Regions from separate parts of the Homo sapiens genome. Here region 1 is linked to region 2. A link is a contact called in ENCODE Hi-C or POLR2A ChIA-PET data. All regions are on one chromosome and are shown on one strand. The core of a region is the stretch at or near the end of the contact, and the rest is flanking DNA. Distances in the headings are between cores, read along the strand shown.

Evidence for each region. Hi-C counts contacts between places; a loop is a spot of excess contacts on that map. ChIA-PET counts read pairs that join two places held with the same protein, here RNA polymerase II (POLR2A). Pooled maps may share reads with other maps.
Region 1: a loop to region 2 is called in a map of endothelial cell of umbilical vein, with 6 times the contacts of the local background. The contact joins the promoter of DIS3L2 here to the promoter of NPPC in region 2. A Hi-C loop is called at or near these places in 3 of 168 maps with a recorded cell type or tissue (CD8-positive, alpha-beta T cell, HepG2 and endothelial cell of umbilical vein), 4 of 37 single-sample maps with no recorded cell type and 15 of 50 pooled maps. POLR2A ChIA-PET finds 5 or more read pairs at or near these places in 8 of 52 experiments (AG04450, H1, HEK293 and 5 more).

The regions. Positions count from the first base shown.
Region 1 is chr2:231,958,952-231,964,234 of GRCh38, reverse strand. DIS3L2 (DIS3 like 3'-5' exoribonuclease 2) reads right to left here and starts at 2,522. Exons shown (of 21, transcript NM_152383.5): 1 at 2,470-2,522. RefSeq lists a silencer at 2,265-2,424 and an enhancer at 2,555-2,644.
Region 2 is chr2:231,922,542-231,927,645 of GRCh38, reverse strand. It overlaps NPPC (natriuretic peptide C), which reads left to right and starts at 1,250. Exons shown (of 3, transcript NM_024409.4): 1 at 1,250-1,486; 2 at 1,931-2,241. The coding sequence starts at 1,397. The coding sequence ends at 2,221. RefSeq lists an enhancer at 1-560 and silencers at 962-1,181, 2,137-2,186, 2,267-2,356.

The DNA.
Region 1 (5,283 bases), core at 1,273-3,772, 35 kb before region 2:
ACCTATAGAACAATGGAACAGAACAGAAAACTCAGAAATAAAGCCACACACCTACAACCATATGATCTTCAACAAACTGACAAAAAACAAATGGAGAAGGGACTCCCTATTCAATAAATGGTGCTGGGATAACTAACTAGCCACATGCAGAAGATATAAAACTGTATATATTTCATGATATACATAATGGGTTAAAGATTTAAATGCAAAGACCTCAGTCAGGCACAGTAGCTCATGCCTGTAATTCCAGCACTTTGGGCAACTGAGGCAGGCAGATCTTTTGAGCCTAGGAGTCAGAGACCAGCCTGACAACATGGTAAAAACCACATCTCCATAAAAAATACAAAAATTAGCCGAACGTGGTAGTGCGCACCTGTAGTCTCAGCTACTCGGGAGGCTGAGGTGGGAGGATCACTTGAGCCTGGGAAATCGAGGCTGCAGTGAGCTGCAGTCACGCTACTGCACTCCAGCCTGGGTGACAGTGAGACCCTGTCTCAAAATAAAATAAAAGACCTCAAGCTATAAAAATCCTAGAAGAAAACCCAGGAAATACACTTCTTGACACTGACCTTGGCAAATTTTTGGCTAAGTCCCCATAAGCAACTGCAGCAAAAACAAAAATTGACAAGTTGGAACTAATTAAACTAGAGCTTCTGCACAGCAAAAGAAATTATCAACAGATTAAACAGACAACCTACAAAATGGGCGAGAATATTCACAAACTATGCATCTGACAAAGGTCCAATATCCAGAATCCCTATGGAACTTAAATCAACAAGCAAAAAACAAATAAGCCCATTTTTAAAAATGGCCAAAGGACATGAACACTTCTCAGAAGAAATACAAAAAGAAAAAACCACGACATACAAGCAGCCAACAAATATATGGAAAACATGATCATGACTAATTATCAGAGAAATGCCAATCAAAACCACAATGAAATACCATCTCACACCAGTCAGAATGGCTATTATCAAAAAGTCAAAAAACAACAGATCCTCATTAGGCTCCCTTGGAAAGGGAACATTTAAACTACTGTTGGTGGGAATGTAAATTAGTTCAGCCACTGTGGAAAGCAGTTTGGAGATTTCTCAAAGAACTTAAAGAGCCACCATTTCACCCAGCAATCCCACTGTTGGGTATATAACCAAAGGAAAACAGACCATTATACCAAAAAGACATATGCAGTTGTATGTTCACGGCTGAGCTATTCACAATAGCAAACACACGGAATCAACCTAGGTGACCATCAATGGTGGACTGGAAAAAAAAAATGTGGATGTACAGGATGGAATACTATGCAGCCACAAAAAAGGAAGATATCATGTCCTTTACAGCAGCACAGATGGAGCTGGAGGCCATAATCCTAAACGAATTAGCACAAGAACAGAAAACTAAACACCACACGTTCTCACTTATAAGTGGGAGCTAAACATTGAGCACACTTACAAGTGGGAGTAGAAACATTGAGCGCACATGGACATAAACATGGGAACAGTCGGCCGGGTGCGGTGGCTCACGCCTGTAATCCTAGCACTTTGGGAGGCCAAGGCGGGCGGATCACGAGGTCAAGAGATCGAGACCATCCTGACTAACATGGTGAAACCCCGTCTCTACTAAAAATACAAAAAAATTAGCCGGGCGGGGTGGCGGGCGCCTGTAGTCCCAGCTACTCGGGAGGCTGAGGCAGAAGAATGGCATGAACCCAGGAGGCGGAGCTTGCAGTGAGCCGAATCGCGCCACTGCACTCCAGCCTGGGCGACAGAATGAGACTCCGTCTCAAAAAAAAAAAAAAAAGGTAACGGTAGACACTGTAGACTACTGGAAGGAGGGGAGAGATGGGGGATGTGGGTTGAAAAACTACCTACTGGGTTCTATGCTCAATACCTGGGTGCAATATACCCATGTGACTAACCTGCATGCGTATCCCCCATATCTAAAAGTTTATTAAAAAAAAAAACTCTCTATGATCAATAAAGGAGATAAAGTGTATCACTGTGGAAAGCGCAAACGTCAAGGACATGTTATAATTAAGCGGCTGCCCTTCAAGATTCCCGAGGCTCCCCATCCCTGCCAGTCCTGAACATCTCGATCAAGACCCTAGAGAACGCGTCCACAGGTGACCCGAGCCTCGGGAGGCGTCCTCTCTACAGCAACAGGCTCTAATTCTGGTCTCGCTCCCCTCACGCCATCCTAGGCTACAAGGGCCCCGGCGCTATAAGCGCGGCCTGGGAGGCCGGGTCGGTCAGGAGCGGAGAGTGGGGAGCTGGGGACATTGAGGGAGATGCGGGACAGGGAAGACGCGTGGGCCGGGGAGCAACGCCAGAGGCGGAAGACGCTCGTCCCGGGCCGCCACCACAGGTGCCGGGCGAAGCGCCGCGGAGCCCCCCAGAGGCCAGACCCCGGGTCGGTCCCGAGGGGGTCGTGCAGCACTAGGCGGTGCAGGGGGCAGGCGAGTGAGGGCCTCACCGTTTCTCCCCGGAGGCCGGCGCCGCCGCAGTCCCGCAGTTGCTAAGGAGAATGCTCTTCCGGGTCACGGGCGCGGCGTTCTAGAGAGCGACGGTGGCCGGGCGAGGCCGAGAGCGAAGCGCGCGGGGTGTGTGCGCGGTGCAGGAGCTCGTAGTCGGCGGTTCAGCTGCGACAAGGGCGAAATGGCCAGGCCAGGGGCCGCCGCGCCTTCTCCGGCCTCGCTCGCGGGGACAACTGGCTGCAACGGTTGGCTCCCAGTGGGCGGCCTCTGAGACGCCTTGTGCCAGGCGCCGGCTGGCTCCGGGCCCCTCTTCCACCGGAAGGAGCCTTCCAGACCCGGCTCCTGAACCTCCAGGCTCTGCTCCACTGGGCCAGGTCTTGCACGGCAGACGCCGCCGGCCCCTTTCCTGTTACAAGGCTTTGCTCATTCTTTCATTTACTCACTGCTCATTTATTGGACAACTGCTTGGGGCGAGGTGCAGTGCTGGCACTGGGGATACAGAGATGGACAACCCCCGCATGGTCCCTGCCCTCAGGATGTGAGGCTGATGGCAGAGCAAGCAGATGACGTCCTGCACGTGGGGATGATCGAAGGAAAGGAGACTAGGGGAGCCTGCCCAAGGGGCCCACCCAGACACGGGTGGGGAGCAGCTGATGTTGGAGACGTCGACCTAGTATAAAGGGTTGGGAAGAGGGTTTCAGGTGAGAGAGGAAGCGCAGCCGAGAAAGCCCCCGACAGTTCAGCCCGCCCAGGGAAGCGTGTTGAGAGGAAACAATCGTTAAGTACGGGACCTAGGAAACACCAATATTGTAGATGTGAGCAAAGGAAAAGGAAATCCAAAGAGCAGCCAGAACGTTCGGGAGAGCACAAGAGGAAAGAATGCCAGTGAGGGGATGGCCGCCATTCTCAAGCTATGGAGATCAAGTGTCCATTGGTGACCATAGAAAAATCAAACTTCCCTTTGGGAGGCCGAGGCGGGCGGATCACCTGAGGTCGGGAGTTCGAGACCAGCCTGATCAACATGGAGAAACCCCGTCCCTATTAAAAATAATAAATTAGCCAGACGTGGTGGCACATGCCTGTAATCCCAGCTACTCAGGAGGCTGAGGCTGGTGAATCGCTTTAACCCCGGAGGCGGAGGTTGCAGTGAGCCGAGATCGCACCATTGCACTCCAGAAAAAAAAAAAGAGAGAGGGAAGGAAAGACGGGAGGGCAGGGCAGGGTAGGGATCAAACTTCGGGAATACAATGTGGACAGATGCTTGAACCACCGTATGCTCCATATTGAAAAAGGAAAAGAGATGCATTAAATTGTGCCTATATTTCTCTTTTTTTTTTTTTTTTTTTTTTTGAGACGGACTATCGCTCTGTCGCCCAGGCTGGAGTGCAATGGTGCGATCTCGGCTCACTGCAACCTCCGCCTCCTGGGTTCAAGCAGTTCTCCTGCCTCAGTCCCGAGTAGCTGGGACTACAGGCGCGTGCCACCACTCTCGGCTAATTTTTGTATTTTTAGTAGAGACGGGGTTTCACCGTGTTAGCCAGGATGGTCTCACTCTTCCGCCCATCTTGTCCCAAAGTGCTGGGATTACAGGTGTGAGTCACCGCACCCGGCCAGTGCGTTGCAGTAGTCTAAGAAAATTCAGGGTTTCCCTTAGTAACTATGAGCTCCATGAAGGTGGAAAACTTTGCATCTGCAGTACCTGCCACACACACAGGCCTCAATCGATGTTTGCTTAAAGACTAAATGAACCCAAGGAACCTTTGTTTTTTAATGTTCACACAGACCTTTCTAGAACCCTCAGGAAAACTGTGATTTCAGCAAAACTTGTCTTTGAAATGTAGAGGGTAGAGGAAACCCAGCAAGGACAGGAGGCAGAGGGTGTCAGGCATCCAGGGATTCAGTGGATAGGAGAGGGGCCAGTGGGGACAGGAAGGGGAAGACCTAGAAGAGGAAGAGAACAAAGGATTGAAATAAAATCTGTGGCCGGATGCAGTGGCTCATGACTATAATCCCAGCACTTTGGGAGGCCAAGGCGGGCTGATCACTTGAGGTCAGGAGTTCGAGACCAGCCTGGCCAACATGGTGAAAACCTGTCTCTACTAAAAATACAAAAAATTAGCCAGGCATGGTGGTGGGGGCCTGTAGCCTCAGCTACTCGGGAGGCTGAGGCAGGAGAACTGCTTGAACCTGGGAGGTGGAGGTTGCAGTGAGCCTAGATCGGGCTACTGCACTCCAGCCTGGGAGACAGAGCAAGACTCCGTCTCAAAAAATAAAAAAATAAAAAGAAAACCTGAGATTTCAGGACTAGAAATAGGAGGTGAAGCCAAGGAAACCAAAAATAATTAAAAGTAGGAATAGAGAATCAAGGACAAGAGCAGAGGAAGTAGGGCTGAGACCATTATTTTCCTTAAGTTCAACGGACAAATCTCATTTTGATTGGTCGTTTGTCAAAGTGTGCTGCCTGCCTTTGTATAGGCTACAGGGCTAGGGTGGACATATCACTGTGCCCTCTTTTTTTTTTGTGGGGGTCGGGGGATGAAGTCTCACTCTGTCGCCAGGCTGGAGTGGAGTGGTGCAATCTCGGCTCACGAGGCACATCCCACCACACCCAGCTAATTTTTGCATTTTTAGTAGAGACGGGGTTTCACCATGTTGGCCAGGATGGTCTCGATCTCTTGGCCTCGTGATCCGCCCACCTCGGCCTCCCAAAGTGCTGGGGTTACAGGCGTGAGCCACAGCGCCCAGCGCACTGTGCCCTCTTAAGTGATGTGAGCCCTGGCTTCCTCACGTGGGCTAAAGGAAGATCACAACAC
Region 2 (5,104 bases), core at 1-2,500:
TTTGTTCTCTCTCCAGCCTGCGTCCTGCTCAGCAGCAGCCAGTCATAGATTCCTGCTCTTCAATCAATTCGGGGGATCTGGGCTCTCCGCCTCTGCGGCCCACACCGCAGTGCCCAAATGCCCACCACACTCCTTAGTGTCCAAGGGACCGAGAAGCCCAGTGCAAGGAGAGCAAGTTCGTGAGTGGTAGGGATATGTGGCCATGTCCCGAGAGCCACGGGGACCTCTCTACAGTCAAAAACGGGAAGTTGACCACCTGTCACGGCTGGCAGAGGCTGGACTGGGCCGCTGGCTAGGAAGCTCTCTCCCCAGCCTGTGAAAGTGCACAGGATACTGGAGCGGGCTTCCCCCAGCAGCGGATCCTCGCGTGGGTGCAGGCAAGGTCAGGTGCGCATTGTTCCCACAGAGGGAGTTCACCAGCGGAGTCAGACCCCGGGACGTTCTGTGTGGCCGAAACCGGCTGAACGTGAACCTAGAGCAGTAACTGGCGAGCATACGATGCCGCGGAGCACACGCATGAGCATGAATATCTTGGTTCCGCGCTCGCAGTCCCCTCGTTCCCGCCTTGCGCTCAAACACTCAGGCTGGCGACACCCCTGCACTCTCCAGTGTGGAAGACTTGCGCTCCCCCCTGCGGCCCAGGCGAACCCCGCTCTCCCTGCGCCTCCCACCCCAGTCCTCCAACCCCATCCTCTGCCTCCCCAACCTAACGACGTCGCTGTGGTCTGCGCTCCCGCCCTGACCGGCAGGTGAAAGGCGGAGCTGCAATGCCATCCCGCGGCTGTCAGGTGCCCAGGGAAGAGTTTGGCGACAAGCAGGGCTGCGTGGATTTCGGGCAGCGCCAACTTTATGCCTGTATGACTTTGGGCAAGTGACTTCATTCCTCTGAGCCTGTCTTTGCACCTGCAAAGAGGGCTACGTATCCCTTCCAGGTAGAGTGAGTGCGATGAGGACCTAGTGGGTGCACAGGGCACCAGGCGCACCGATGCTCGGCAGGCCAGGGCGCGCGCTCGCTGCAAATGGAGTTCCCCTGTGCGCTCAGCTCTGCAGCTCCAAGTGCAGCCTGGAGCGAGCCCGCCGAGCCGCGGGATCCCTCCGGGGTGGGATAAGGGAGGGGAGCCCCCGCGGCCCCCTCCCGGCCCTCGGCGCGGCCGCGTGCGTGGTGTCATTGGCCCGGGCGGCCCGGTGGGCGGGAGGATGACATCAGCGGCAGGTTGGATTATAAAGGCGCGAGCAGAGTCACGGGCTCAGAGCGCACCCAGCCGGCGCCGCGCAGCACTGGGACCCTGCTCGCCCTGCAGCCCAGCCAGCCTGCTCCGCATCCCCCTGCTGGTCTGCCCGCCGACCTGCGCGCCCTCGCTGCCGCCCGTGTGCGCCCCTCGACCCCAGCGGCACCATGCATCTCTCCCAGCTGCTGGCCTGCGCCCTGCTGCTCACGCTGCTCTCCCTCCGGCCCTCCGAAGCCAAGCCCGGGGCGCCGCCGAAGGTGGGTGCTGTCGTGGGGACGCCGAGCCTGGGAGAGGCGTGGGAGGCTGGGGGCTTGGAGAATGCGGCGCGCAGGACCCAGGAGAGAGGGAAGGCAGGCGGCTGTCTCCTCCGAGATGCGCGTGGGCGAGAGCCGGGGAGCCCTCGAAGCGCGGATTCGGGGGTCCACTTCTCCAGCCTCCGGAGAACATCGGCCCATGCGCAGCCCCCTACCCCAGTGTGGCCTGCCCGGCGAGCAGCAAAGGGAGGGCAGGGGGCTTCCGGAGGGAGCGGCGAAGGCGGCCGCGTGGCAGGTGGATGCGGGGCCAAGCTGGCCGGCATCGGTGGGGGCGGCTCTGGGCTTGGGAGGGACACCCCGCGCCGGCGGGCGCGTGGGGCTGGAGCATCAGAGTCCCCCGTGCTGCAGCCGCGTGTCCCTTCACCTGCCCGCTCTTTCCTCGGACAGGTCCCGCGAACCCCGCCGGCAGAGGAGCTGGCCGAGCCGCAGGCTGCGGGCGGCGGTCAGAAGAAGGGCGACAAGGCTCCCGGGGGCGGGGGCGCCAATCTCAAGGGCGACCGGTCGCGACTGCTCCGGGACCTGCGCGTGGACACCAAGTCGCGGGCAGCGTGGGCTCGCCTTCTGCAAGAGCACCCCAACGCGCGCAAATACAAAGGAGCCAACAAGAAGGGCTTGTCCAAGGGCTGCTTCGGCCTCAAGCTGGACCGAATCGGCTCCATGAGCGGCCTGGGATGTTAGTGCGGCGCCCCCTGGCGGCGGTGAGTACGGCCCACCCGACGCCCAGCCCCAGCCCGGCCCGGGACCGCCCGCCGCCCAGCCGGCCTTCGGAGGCGCGCGAGCCGCCTTTGCTCAAGTTGTGCTAGGCGTTTGCCAGCCGCCCCCTTTATTATCCCACTTTACAGACAAAGAAAGCGAAGGATAACGTGATCGGGGAACTTTGGCAAGGTCAGAAACGGCTCAGCCTGGTTGAACCCACCTGGCTTCTTCTGGAGAAGCAGAAACAGGCTTGGTGGTGTCTCACCCACCCCTGAACCGTAGCTGAACTAGCAGCACTGGCCCCTATTGGCCAGCTGGTGGGGGGATTGAGAGGAGATCATGGGTTTGTGGGAGCAGAGAAGGAAGGTTACACCCACAAGTCCAGGGGACATCGATCATCTGCTGGCCACCATGCCCCCTGTAGTGAGAGTAGCCCTCTGCTGGCACTGTCAGAGCGCCCTTCTGCCTGGGACACTCCGATTCCTGTCCCTTCTCTAAACCCAGGCAGTGGGCAAACTGGTCTGTCCAGGGTCCTGAGGCAGCTGCAGCCTGGTGGCTTCGGGGGTGAATCTCAGTGCTTGTGGCACTATTTCAGGGAATAGGAAAGACACTAAAGTAAATATTATTTGCCCCAGCCTCGAACTCAACACGTCCCAGAGTCCCTCACCAACCCTGTCCCGACCCAACCGGTGCTCTGGGCTCCGTTTCTGGTGTGGGGTCTCACCCCGCACTAGGGCTGGAAACCTCTGCCCTACCGCCACCCCCTGCCGGGTGCCGCGTGGTGGTAATTTACTGCTGCAGAGAGCCTCACCTCTCCTCTTTCCCTCCTCTCTATTCCTGCCGCCTGCCCGTGCCCACTGAATAACATCCCAGCCTCTGACATTGACAGTCATGTGCGTTAGGATCAGGCTTACCTGGCTTTCTCGCTTTCTTGCCTCCAGCTCAGCAGCTGCCACTGCCTGTCCCACACCTTGACTGTCCCATCCCAGGCTACGGGCAAGCTGCTGTCTCCTCCCCAGAAACCCTTGTCAGTGTCGGATCTTCTCCCGGAGGGAAACAAGAGCGCCTGTCCAGCACACTGTCTCTTTTTTACAGTACAGAACACTTTTTCACAGTTTGTGAACCCATTCACCTCTCCATATTGAACAGCTTAAGGGCGAAGTGCTGGCCTAAGGCACTCTAGGACCCACTGCACCCCGAACAGACTCGTGGAAATATTTGTCAATGACCAGAGAAACCAGCACACCCTGGCCCATGGCCACTCCCACCTGCCCGAGGTTTTAACCAGTGCCCTTCCTCTCTTTGCAGCCAGACCTCACTCGGCTGTGGGCCTCTCCCCAGTTCTGCAAAGGCTGTAGTTGTCTGTGATCTTGACTCTCCCCTGCACAGGGAGAAGAATGATTCTGACACTTGGGGACCAGCCTTCAGTAGCTACCCTTGGAATGCCTTTGCTCTCTTCTCTCCTGTCTAAACAACAAAGAGACGGAGTCTGAGGCCTCAAATTTTCAGTTTGATTTAAGCATCAAGTTCAAACTTTAGAACCTGAGCAAATGTTAGTGACTCTCCATTGGTTCGTACCTGGAATGCGCATCCCCACAGGGGCTTTGTTCTTGGGCCTGGATGTCTGTGGTCACCAAGTGATGGCCAAACGGGTGGTGAAAGATGCTGTGTAGGAGGAATCCACATTGTTAAGAATTCTCGACCCCTTTGATCAGGGGGGTTCAATAATCTCCTACCAGCTCTCTTAGCATAGATGAACACTTACCGTCGACACCTTCAACACCGGCTTACGCCCAACACCAGCTGTTTTATTATTATTTGGGAAGGGCGGTGTGGATTTATTATTTGGGATTTTTTAAATGAAAAATAAAAACCCCACCCTCACTGCCCCCCATTCCCAGTGAGAGAGCAGAACATCATTCCTGCAGGCTCCTGGTGACGATGCCCAGGATATATCACTGGGCGTAAAGAGAAAGACAGCTTAGATTTTTCACATTAATGAAAACTCTTTGAGGTTGTGGCTGTTTCTCCACGCAGTGGGTGACCTGGGCTCTAAGCCACCGTAATGATGGTGGTTGATGGTTCTAGGTATTCATTGTAAAATGCTAATGACAGAGACTGGGTGTAGGTGAAACCTGAATGAACACTTTGCCCCTGGGGCCCAGCAACATCACAGACAGCTGTCATCTGTGTAAACTCACGGCAGAGCCAGAGAAGGGAGTGGGGGAGGGTTCATCAAGCCATTCTGGCCCAGGTCCCCTCTGTGCATGCTGTCCTTTGGGAGGGCACTGAACGCCCCTGAAGGCCACCTTCCTTGGGCCCCGGGGCACCCACACACCCATTAGCAGAGAGTTTACCCTAACAACACTCAGAGCCCATGACTGTGCATTTCCCCAAGGCTGGTGTGAGACACCATTTCCTCTGCTCCTGAAGGGGACCTGGACCCAGACCCTTTCCTCTGCACAACCAGCTAGGGAAGGAGGTGCTGTTTACTGGGTGGCAGCTGTGACCCAGACACTGCCGATGCCCGATCCGAGGCTCCCTGTTGAATCTGAAAGCCAGCCCTAGGAGGTGGCTATTATCCAATTTTATGGGTGAACACTCCCAGCTATCCAGGGTCATCCAGGGACCCAACGTCAGAGTAGAGATTTGAGCCCAGGATTCCTGATCCTGAGATGTCTCTCTTCTCCTTCCATCCATGGTCACTCAGACACACGAACCCCGGGCGAGCACTGACTGAGGGTTTGCGTTGTAGCAAAAAAGGGATGGGAGATTTTCCATTCTCTTTCTCTCACTGCGCTTCCCTGAGTGCCAAGGGCAAGGCCTGTGGTTAGACTGGGGGAAGAAGGAGTGTTGCAGACACGC